Regions from separate parts of the Homo sapiens genome. Here region 2 is linked to region 1. Evidence: read pairs that join two places in POLR2A ChIA-PET (ENCODE). Cell type or tissue: Caco-2. All regions are shown on one strand. Each heading gives the region's core, and the rest is flanking DNA. Links, peaks and the distances in the headings are about the cores only. Region 1 overlaps STAT5B (signal transducer and activator of transcription 5B). Region 2 overlaps TMUB2 (transmembrane and ubiquitin like domain containing 2).

What was found. Peaks named below come from ENCODE experiments on the same cell type or tissue, not always from the same donor. Only the 100,000 strongest peaks of a DNase experiment are listed, where the experiment ranks them.
Region 2: POLR2A ChIA-PET joins it to region 1 with 11 read pairs; 2 of 35 experiments call an interaction of 5 or more read pairs at or near these places.

Annotation. Positions count from the first base shown.
Region 1 is chr17:42,236,497-42,241,867 of GRCh38, forward strand. All of the region lies in intron 1 of STAT5B (signal transducer and activator of transcription 5B), which reads right to left. Among named protein-coding and RNA genes, the nearest start is that of STAT5B, 37 kb to the right of the region's middle. In Caco-2, for the core only: no CTCF peak of the experiment used is centred there; no DNase peak of the experiment used is centred there.
Region 2 is chr17:44,189,588-44,194,958 of GRCh38, forward strand. It overlaps TMUB2 (transmembrane and ubiquitin like domain containing 2), which reads left to right. Exons shown (of 4, transcript NM_001076674.3): 3 at 1; 4 at 914-2,342. The coding sequence ends at 1,277. It overlaps ATXN7L3 (ataxin 7 like 3), which reads right to left. Exons shown (of 13, transcript NM_001382309.1): 11 at 5,181-5,252; 12 at 4,930-5,087; 13 at 2,218-4,824. The coding sequence ends at 4,676. Among named protein-coding and RNA genes, the nearest start is that of TMUB2, 5.3 kb to the left of the region's middle. In Caco-2, for the core only: no CTCF peak of the experiment used is centred there; a DNase peak (open chromatin) is centred at 2,794.

The DNA of each region.
Region 1 (5,371 bases), core at 84-5,083:
AGTGGCATGATCTCGGCTCACTGCAGCCTCTGCCTCCCGAGTTCAAGCGATTCTCCTGCCTCAGCCTCCTGAGTACCTGGGACTACAGGCACTCACCACCACGCCTGGCTAATTTTTTTTAGTAGAGATGGGGTTTCACCATGTTGGCCAGGTTGGTCTTGAACTACTGACCTCAGGTGACCTGCCCGCCTCGGCCTCCCAAAGTGCTGGGATTACAGGCGTGAGCCAGCGTGCCTGGCAGTTAAGTAGTATTTTTCTTCATACATGTCACAACTCTTCACCCCATTATCAGGCTATGTCCACATGCCTGATATGAGTAGCATTCATCTAACCGGCATTCATCCTTCTAACTGGCATTCATCTAGCCATCGAACGCTACTCTGCATCTACAAAGACTGTACCTCTGTCCCCAGTACCCGCCATCTTCTGCTTATTTACGGGCAGCTCCAATTTCAGTGCGTGATGCTCAGACAAGGGAAGTAGTTTGTTCTTTGGTAAATCATCACAGGGGATTCTCTAAAGACTGGGAAATGGATTCACAATCTTATTTTTAGGCCAAAGATGAGAACTATTTGAGCTCGGCTGAGTTGCACTCTGTGTTCACAGACATTTCAGAACAACCTAAGACAGCCCTGGATGCAGAACCCTGTACTTTCTGAAGGCATAAAGCACCTACCTCAACCTTATATATCTGGATATACCCATGGGCTTGGAGAGCCAAATAAATCAGTCGGGCCCTCAGGCACTTGTTAATAAAAGTTTCAAAGTCTAATAGCTCATAATGTTACAGGCTTACTGAAAACCATAAAAATGAATGTCCACCACATAAATAAATGATATAAGTGAGTGGGATTTGGAATAATTTTGTCTCAGTCATAAATATCTTTTCTCAGATGCTTTTCCTTTCTAAAAGTAAAATATAAACTATAACAAAGAAAAACATTACTCTCTCTCTGAAGACTTGTAGAACACTGTGACCAAGGTCTTGCCCTAGCTAAACTGCAGTGGAGAGTAGTGTCTGACATTAGAAGGCCCACTGTGTATCTGCCAACTCAGTGAATGAATTCTAGTGTGGGGTGGGAGTAGGGGGTTAATATGAATAATATTATGCATAATATGAATAATATGAATCCAGCAGATTTGGTCTGCTGGATTCATATGTATAATTTAAAGCATTTTGTAATTCCGATTCTCCATCCTACCCCCCATCCCAGGGCCAAAGTCTCTAAACTGGGGTTAAACTTTTAGAGATGATGCTGAACTCACCTAAATACGGTTCTGCCAAAGACAGCCTGTTAAGCCTCTCTGTGCCTCAGTTTTCTTATTTGTACAATGGGAATAATAATACTTATGCCCCTTAGGGGGCTGCTGTAAGAATGAATTAGTTTTATGTACATACCTAAAACAGTATCTAGCTAAGAGCAGGTGCTCTGTAAGTACTCACTACTGTTCTTACTGTTACCTTAAACTTACAAAACCGGCTTCTTTCTCCCATCTCTAATTTTAACTCAATTTAATAAACTTTCCAAAAATCAATCCTCCACAAATAGCTCTTGCTATCCTTCTCCTTAACCAATATCCTCCAGTATAAACTTTTCTATCCATCCATCCATCCATCCATCCATCCATCCATCCATCCATCCATCCATCCATCCGAGACAGGGTCTTACTCCATCACTCAGGCTGGAGTGCAGTGGTGTGATCATGGTTCACTGCAGCCTCAAACTCCTGGGCTTGAGGGATACTCCTACCTCAGCCACCCAAGTAGCTAGGACTGTGGGCACATGCCATCACACCTGGCTAATTAAAGAAAAAAACTTTTTTTTTTTTTTTTGTAGAGACAAGGTCTTACTATGTTGCCCAGGCTGGTCTCAAACTCCTCACCTCAAGTGATCCTCCCAAGTCAGCCTCCCCCAGAGTGCTGGGATTAGAGGCACAAGCCATTGTGCCTGGCCTTTTTTTTTTTTTTTTTTTTTAAGGCAGAGTCTCGTTCTGTCACCCAGGCTGGAGTGCAGTGGCGTGACCTGGGCTCACTGCAACCTCCGCCTCCCGGGTTTAAGCAATTATCTGCCTCAGCCTCCTAAGCAGCTGGGATTACAGCTGCCCGCCACCACGCCTGGCTAATTTTGTATTTTTAGTAGAGATGGAGTTTTACCATCTTGGCCAGGCTGGTCTTGAACTTCTGACCTTGTGATCCACCCACCTCGGCCTCCCAAAGTGCTGGGATTACAGGCTGTGCTGGGCCCTTTTAAAAGATGGCATTCCTATTTCTTAATCAATTTCACTGGCACAAGGACTTCTGCAGACAGGAACTCTTGGGAGGTGGTGGTGGAAAGGCACCATGAAGTCTGTTCTCTCATCTTTGAATGAAAGAATGGAGAATTGTGAAGGGTGAGGGTGGTACAGTAACAGCAAGGCTTTGATTTTGCCCTATGCATACTAAACTCTTAAAAAAAAAAGAAAAAAGAAGAGGCCGGGTGCGGTGGCTCATGCCTGTAATCCCAGCACTCTGGGAGGCCGAGGTGGGTGGATCATGAGGTCAAGAGATCAAGACCATCCTGGCCAAAATGGTGAAAACCCATCTCTACTAAAAATACAAAAATTAGCTGGGCGTGGTGCCATGCTCCTGTAGTCCCAGCTACTCAGGAGGCTGAGGCAGAAGAATCGCTTGAACCCAGGAGGCAGAGGTTGCAGTGAGCCAAGATCATGCCACTGCACTCCAAGCTGGCGACAGAGCAAGACTCTGTCTCAAAAAAAAAAAAAAAAAAAAAGGAGAAGAAAACTACCTATTCCATTCCTTCTAATATGTTGTTGAACAGAGAGGACTAAGCCAGCAGGGAGCCATGCCTTTACCTATTCCTTCCAAGGACATATCTGACTTTTAATAATTAAAGTACAAAAAACAACTAATGAAATTTGAAGTTTTCATTTATTATACTGCTTTATGAATTATTAGCAACAAATATTTCAATTCATCTAATAAATAAAAATAAACTTCAGAAATAGGATAAGAAATAAATAACATTTATCAGTGTTATTATTATCCCCCATCCAGATTTAAGAGCTAGCTAAGCACTTAGTATATTACTTATAACAAGTGCTTTTATGAATCTACTCTTTATCCTAAATCCCTCAGACGTAGGCACTATTATTATCCCCGTTATGGATGAGGAAATTGAGGGTCATCAAGATTAAGTAGAATTGTAACATGGTGAAACAGTTTTGGAAAACTATCTGGCAATTCTACAAAAGGGTAAACATAGAGTTACTACATTATCCAGTAGTTCCACTCCTGGGTATATGCCTAAGAGAAGTGAAAACATGTGTCCCCAGAAAGTGGGTACACAGGCCAGGTGCAGTGGCTCACGCCTGTAATCCCAGCACTTTGGGACGCTGAGGCGGGTGGATCACCTGAGGTCAGGAGCTCGAGACCAGCCTGGCCAACATGGCGAAACCCCATCTCTACTAAAAATTAAAAAAGAAAAAAATGAGCCGGGCACGGTGGCGGGTGCCTGTAATCCCAGCTATTTGGGAGACTGAGGCAGGGGAATTGCTTGAATCTGGGAGGTGGAGGTTGCAGTGAGCCGAGATCTGTGCCACTGCACTCCAGCCTGGATGACAGGGCAAGCACAGCAAGACTCTGTCTCAAAAACAAAGCAAAACAAAAAACAGGTACACAAATGTTCACAGCTGCATTATTCATAATCACCTCATAATCGCCCCAAAGTGGAAACAACTCAAATGTCCACCAAAGGATAAACAGATAAATATGGATAGGAATGGATAAATACAATGAATAAAATGGAATATTATGCAGATGTTAAAAAGGAATGAAGTACTGACGCATGCTACAGTGTGGATGACCTTGAAATCATTATGTAAAGTGAAAGGCATGCAAGGGAACATACTGTAAATTCCATTTTTATGAAATATCCGGAATAGGCAAATCCATAGAGACGGAAAATAGATTGTTGGTTGCCAAGGGCTGAGGGGAGGGAGAAATGGGGAATGATTGCTAAAAGGTAAGGGCTTTTTGAGGGGATGATGAAAATGTTCCGGAATTAGATAGTGGTGATAATTGTATAACTCTGAGAATATACTTCAAAGGGTGAATTTTATAGTGCGTGATTATATCTCAGTAAAGCTATTTTTAAAAAGAGAAAGAGGTGAAACACTTGCTCCAGGGTCGGTCCATACTACTAAGGGGTACTATCTGGGCTGGACCTACCTGAGAACCTGCACTTACTTGCACCACTGCACCAGGCTGCATGCATGTTGAGGACTTAAGGTGGTTTGCCATTTTCTATGTACTTTTCTGCCTGTTTGTTATATTTCATAATTTAAAGAGAGCAAAGAATGAAAAATTAAAGTAAGAAACCTAATACTGAGGGGCTCTGATTTTGGCAAAGGCTAGGGCTGGGTGACAGATCAAAGAGATGACGTTTAAACATTGCTTCTGATCTGAAAAGTACAAGGCAAGGAGCCAGGGTTCAAAACTGTTAAACCTATCAGCTCCAGTGAATGACTAAGGATTCTGTACAGAATATAAAGAGCAAGTTCCAGCCAGGCGTGGTGGCTCATGCTTGTAATCCCATACTTTGTGAGGCAGAGGCGGGCAGATCACCTGAGGTTGGGAGTTCAAGACCAGCCTGACCAACATGGAGAAACCCTGTCTCTACTAAAAATACAAAAAATTAGCCAGGCGTGGTGGTGCATGCCTGTAATCCCAGCTACTTGGGATGCTGAGGCAGGAGAATCTCTTGAACCTGGGAGGTAGAAGTTGCGGTGAGCTGAGATCGCACCATTGCACTCCAGCATTGGCAACAAGAGTGAAACTCCATCTCAAAAAAAAAAAAAAAAAGAGCAAATTCCCTAATTATGTTTACTGCTTTCTGTTGATACCAACATTATTAAATATATTAAATGGTGGTGGTCACCTAGTACAGCAATTTTTTTTTTTTTTTGAGACAGAGTCTTGCTCTGTCACCCAGGCTGGAGTGCAGTGGCATGATCTTGGCTCACTGCAACCTCTGCCTCCCGGGTTCAAGAGATTCTCCTGCCTTAGCCTCCTGAGTAGCTGGAATTACAGGCATGTGCCACTGTGTCTGGCTAATTTTTGGATTTTTAGTAGAGGCAGGGTTTTACCATGTTGGCCAGGCTGGTCTTGAACTCCTGACCTCAAGTGATCCACCCACCTCGGCCTCCCAAAGTGTTGGGATTACAGGCCTGAGCCACCATGCCTAGCCTAGTATAGCGATTTTGAGGGACGGAAAAATATTCAATAGCAGCAATAAAGGATTAAGACTTCATTCATATTAAAATTGGACTAATATCAAGTAAGAAGGCTATCACATCTAGAAGCAGGTTAATA
Region 2 (5,371 bases), core at 317-5,316, 2.0 Mb after region 1:
GGTGAGTGGCCTGGGAAGTGGGAAGCTGCTTGTGCTCATCCCCCAGCCCTTGGTTGCCTCTAAGGAGGCTGGTGCAGACATGGGAGCTGCAGCAAAGTGTAAGATCCAGCCCCTACCAAGGGCAGGTAGATACTTTCTTAGAAATACACCCTTCAGGCCGGGTGCAGTGGCTCCCGGGACTTTGGGAGGCCGAGGCGGGTGCATCACGAGGTTAGGAGTTCGAGACCAGCCTGACCAACATGGTGAAACCCCATCTCTACTAAACATACAAAAATCAGCCGGGCGTGGTGGCGCACGCCTGCAATCCCAGCTACTCAGGAGGCTGAGGCAGGAGAATCGCTTGAACCCAGGAGGTGGAGGTTGCAGTGAGCCGAGATTGCGCCACTGCACTCCAGCCTGGGCGACAGAGTGAGACTCCATCTAAAAAAACAAAACAAACAAATACACCCCTCATTAGTTAAGGATAAAGATGAGGGGGGCCTGTCGCGGTGGCTCACGCCTGTAATCCCAGCACTTTGGGAGGCCAAGGCGGGCAGATCACAAGGTCAAGATATCAAGACCATCCTGGCCAGCATGGTGAAACCCTGTCTCTACTAAAAAAAAAAATACAAAAATTAGCTGGGCATGGTGGCGCACTCCTGTAGTCCCAGCTACTCGGGAGGGTGAGGCAGGAGAATTGCTTGAACCCGGGAGGCAGAGGTTGCAGTGAGCCGAGATCGCGCCACTGCACTCCAGCCTGGCAACAGAGTGAGACTCCGTCTCAAAAAAAAAAAAAAAAAAAAAAGGATAAAGATGAGGGAAAAAAAAATCCACCCTCCAGTTTTTCCCCACTCCCCTGCTTTGTTGGTCCAGGCCTGTTTGCCTTCTCATTCCTCACCCTCTATCTTTTCTTCCATGTCTTTCATCCTTACAGCAAATACTTCCCTGGACAAGAAAGCCAGATGAAACTGATCTACCAGGGCCGCCTGCTACAAGACCCAGCCCGCACACTGCGTTCTCTGAACATTACCGACAACTGTGTGATTCACTGCCACCGCTCACCCCCAGGGTCAGCTGTTCCAGGCCCCTCAGCCTCCTTGGCCCCCTCGGCCACTGAGCCACCCAGCCTTGGTGTCAATGTGGGCAGCCTCATGGTGCCTGTCTTTGTGGTGCTGTTGGGTGTGGTCTGGTACTTCCGAATCAATTACCGCCAATTCTTCACAGCACCTGCCACTGTCTCCCTGGTGGGAGTCACCGTCTTCTTCAGCTTCCTAGTATTTGGGATGTATGGACGATAAGGACATAGGAAGAAAATGAAAGGCATGGTCTTTCTCCTTTACGGCCTCCCCACTTTTCCTGGCCAGAGCTGGGCCCAAGGGCCGGGGAGGGAGGGGTGGAAAGGATGTGATGGAAATCTCCTCCATAGGACACAGGAGGCAAGTATGCGGCCTCCCCTTCTCATCCACAGGAGTACAGATGTCCCTCCCGTGCGAGCACAACTCAGGTAGAAATGAGGATGTCATCTTCCTTCACTTTTAGGGTCCTCTGAAGGAGTTCAAAGCTGCTGGCCAAGCTCAGTGGGGAGCCTGGGCTCTGAGATTCCCTCCCACCTGTGGTTCTGACTCTTCCCAGTGTCCTGCATGTCTGCCCCCAGCACCCAGGGCTGCCTGCAAGGGCAGCTCAGCATGGCCCCAGCACAACTCCGTAGGGAGCCTGGAGTATCCTTCCATTTCTCAGCCAAATACTCATCTTTTGAGACTGAAATCACACTGGCGGGAATGAAGATTGTGCCAGCCTTCTCTTATGGGCACCTAGCCGCCTTCACCTTCTTCCTCTACCCCTTAGCAGGAATAGGGTGTCCTCCCTTCTTTCAAAGCACTTTGCTTGCATTTTATTTTATTTTTTTAAGAGTCCTTCATAGAGCTCAGTCAGGAAGGGGATGGGGCACCAAGCCAAGCCCCCAGCATTGGGAGCGGCCAGGCCACAGCTGCTGCTCCCGTAGTCCTCAGGCTGTAAGCAAGAGACAGCACTGGCCCTTGGCCAGCGTCCTACCCTGCCCAACTCCAAGGACTGGGTATGGATTGCTGGGCCCTAGGCTCTTGCTTCTGGGGCTATTGGAGGGTCAGTGTCTGTGACTGAATAAAGTTCCATTTTGTGGTCCTGCAGCCTCTTTCTGTGACAGAGAATGGCTTTGCGCTGCCCCCAGGAAAATGGTAATGAGAGTAGGTAGGCCGGGGCTACCAACGGGAGATGCAGTTTATTTACACCAGCAGCCATGGGGGCAGAGGGAATACACAGCGTTTACAAAGTTAGCTACCTGTACAGAATGGATTACATATGCAAAAATAAAAATCTCAAGACCACAGGACAGCGTGAGCCCCACCCCCCTCCCCCAATGACCCCAGCATGCGGTAATGCCAGGCGGGTGGCCCCTGGGCATGCGGGGGGGAGTGATGCATGGAAGGAAAAGCCACCGGCCATGGAAATTAGTACAGAACCCCCCCACACACACTCAGACACAGGATACAGGGTGGACGACACCTAGCCGGGGTGGGAAGGATGGGAATTGAAACCCACACAGCCTGCTGTTAGAGGGAGGGGAGTGGGGAGCTCCTAGCCCCTGTTCAACTACATGGTAGGGGGGGCACTCTCTCCCCAGAAGGAAAAGGGTTTGTTCCCTCAGGGTCCCTGCTGGACCAAGCCCATCTCTTACCCAGCCTGGGCAGGGGGCTCTGCCCTGAGGGCGGGCCAAGGAACAATGGGGAAGTTTATGTGGACAAACCAGTTCCCAAGCTACTTCCCACTTCTCCCTCCTCCAACCAGAAGGGGGGAAAAGGGAGAGGCCACAGGGCAAAGAGTGTATTAGGGCCTGAGCTGCAGCTGCCTCTCAGAAGGGAGAGTGGCCCACAGCCTTCCTCCCTTCACCTTCAGCCCACTCCCCAGACTGCATCTGGAAGCGGCTAGAGGCCTGCTGAGATCCTCCTCTCCCTCTGGCCTCCTCTCGGAGGGAGACTACGGAGGGCCAAGAATAGAGAAGCCCAGGCCCCGGGATTTATTCTAACTCCTGCCAAAATCTGTTTGGCTTTTTAAAAAATAATCACAATTTGTGGGTTAAAAACCAATTTGCAACCAGGCATGAGCCACAATCAGAACCACCCCAGCGGGAGAGCGGAGTTCCAGACAGGGCATTGCAGCCCCATCTCTGTTGTTCCCTTAACCCTCTAGGGTCCCTAACCCGATCAGTCCAACCAGTCCTGGGTACTAACTACCCAAATGTGGGATGGCTCCTCTTGGGAAGAGGGTAGGGGACATGTCCAGCAAGTGCCAGAGAACTTGGCTCAGGGTCACCTCCACCCATGTCAGTCAGCTCTGCTCCCAGCCCAGGTCGCGGTCCTCCAGCTTGGCTCCTGGGAGTGGTGGTGCCCGCATGGAGGGGGGACGGTACATCTCTTTAGGATGTAGACCAGGCAGGTGGGCACACTGGCATGACAGTCCCACAGAGGGGCAGTGACACCCCTTCCCCTCCACTGACAACCTGGGGCACAGAGGCCACCCTCTCTTCCCACCCAACTCCTAGCAAAGGGGGAGAGGCACAAGATTAGGATTTTCCTCAGAGCCCCAAACCACAAGTACAGAATAAATAACTTAAAAGCGCTAAGGAAGGGAAACAGGGCACGCTTTGGAGGCAGGAGCGCTGAGAGGAACTGAAGCCAGTCAAGGTGAAGGGGGTGGAAGCAGCAGTTGGGAACCTGGGCTGCCCCGGTAGGGCAGTGGGGCAGGGTGGGCAGGAGGAACACGGGGCCACCCCAGGAGGGTGAGGCTGGGTCCCTTCCTGGGGCAGGGAATGAGGTAAGAAAACATTTCAAATAAAGCAGCACCGTTCCCTCTCACCTTGGGGCCCCACTCCTCACCAGCCCTGGGTCAGGGAGGAGAGGCAGGGGGAGGAATTCTGACACTTCTCCCTCTTCCTACCCTCCCTTTCCCATTCCTTGAAGCTGTAGAGGCTGGAGGCCCTTTCCTGGCACCCAACAAAAGGACAGCTCCTGCTGCCAAGGAGGCCCATGGGGACTGAGGGGAAAGGGCTGCCCCTGTGAGGGGCAGGGAAGGTGGCGGCAGTTCTGGACGCCCACCTCAGCAGACAGCACTCTGTGCCTGCCTACCCCTGGGACTGGGGGCATTTGATAAGATTCTGCACACAGACAGGACATGCCCAGCCTTGCCCCTCAGCTCCAAGCACCGGACCCATTCACATTGCTGAGGGCGGCCGAGGCAGGCCCCCTCCAGGCTCAGCTTCCAACCCACAGCCTCCCGGGTCGCCACATTGCCCCTCAGCAGGGCTTAGTCCAGTTCCTGGGGTGGGGGGCAGGCAGTGCCCTGGCACAGTGCCCAGGTCAGGCCCCTGGCCTAGCTGGACATCCAGTAACTCACAGAATAAATAGGAAAACCGCCTCCCCACCAAACTTATGTCCAAGGCATAATATGTCCAGGTCTGAGTCCTGCACGCCGAGGAGTCGTGCTCCATTGCAGAGGACTTTGACACCCCCCAGGGGCGCATAATCGGATCCTCTGCCTGCCTGGCCCACCAAGCTTCCCAAGCCCCAACCCCCAGCAGCCGTCCATTTGCCAGGCTATGCCACCTGGGTGGGGGTCAGGAGAGAGGGCTCTGCTCAGCCAAAGGCTATCCCTTGCACCCAAGTCAGTTGATGTCATCATAGATGCTGGGCGTCGGGGGTGCCGGTGGCTTTGGCTTCTTCTTCTTGTTGGAACCTAGGCCGGAGGCAGTCCCTACCAGGCTCAGATGGGATTTCTTTTTCTTGGTTTTCCGTGACTCAGAGCTGTTGGTACCTGTAGAGAAAGAGACACAAGGGATGAGAGTATGGTTATGGCAGGAGAGGTGGCACCCCCATGGCTTTGGGCACAGAGCCCCTAGGGCCCAACTGCATCACGTACCTAGACCCCATCCCTGATTTTCACTCGTCTTGGAGGAGCCTGAATCAGAGGGTGAGAGGTCAGAGGAGCCGTCCCACTGAAGCCGGCTGATCAGGGCCTGGCTGTCAGTCATGTCAAAGCTGTCATTATCCAGGGAGCTCTCGACCTCTGGAAGGACACTGGAAAGGGGATGAGCCAAAGAAGGGCTTTAGAGATAGTGATCATCGCCCTAACTGGTCACAACCCCCCACCCTTCCTGTAGGGCCACTTACGCCGAGGGCCCGAGAAAATAAATCCGTACGGTTCGCCTCTGCTCATCTGTGTGCTGTGGGCAGCGCAGGGACCTGGTGGTGAGGCAAGGCAGGGAGGGTTCTGAGGAACTCAGGTAAAGCCCCTCCCCTCGGCAAGGCAGGAGCCACAGGCACAGACAGGGAAGGGGTGAATGCAGATTCATCCCCAGATT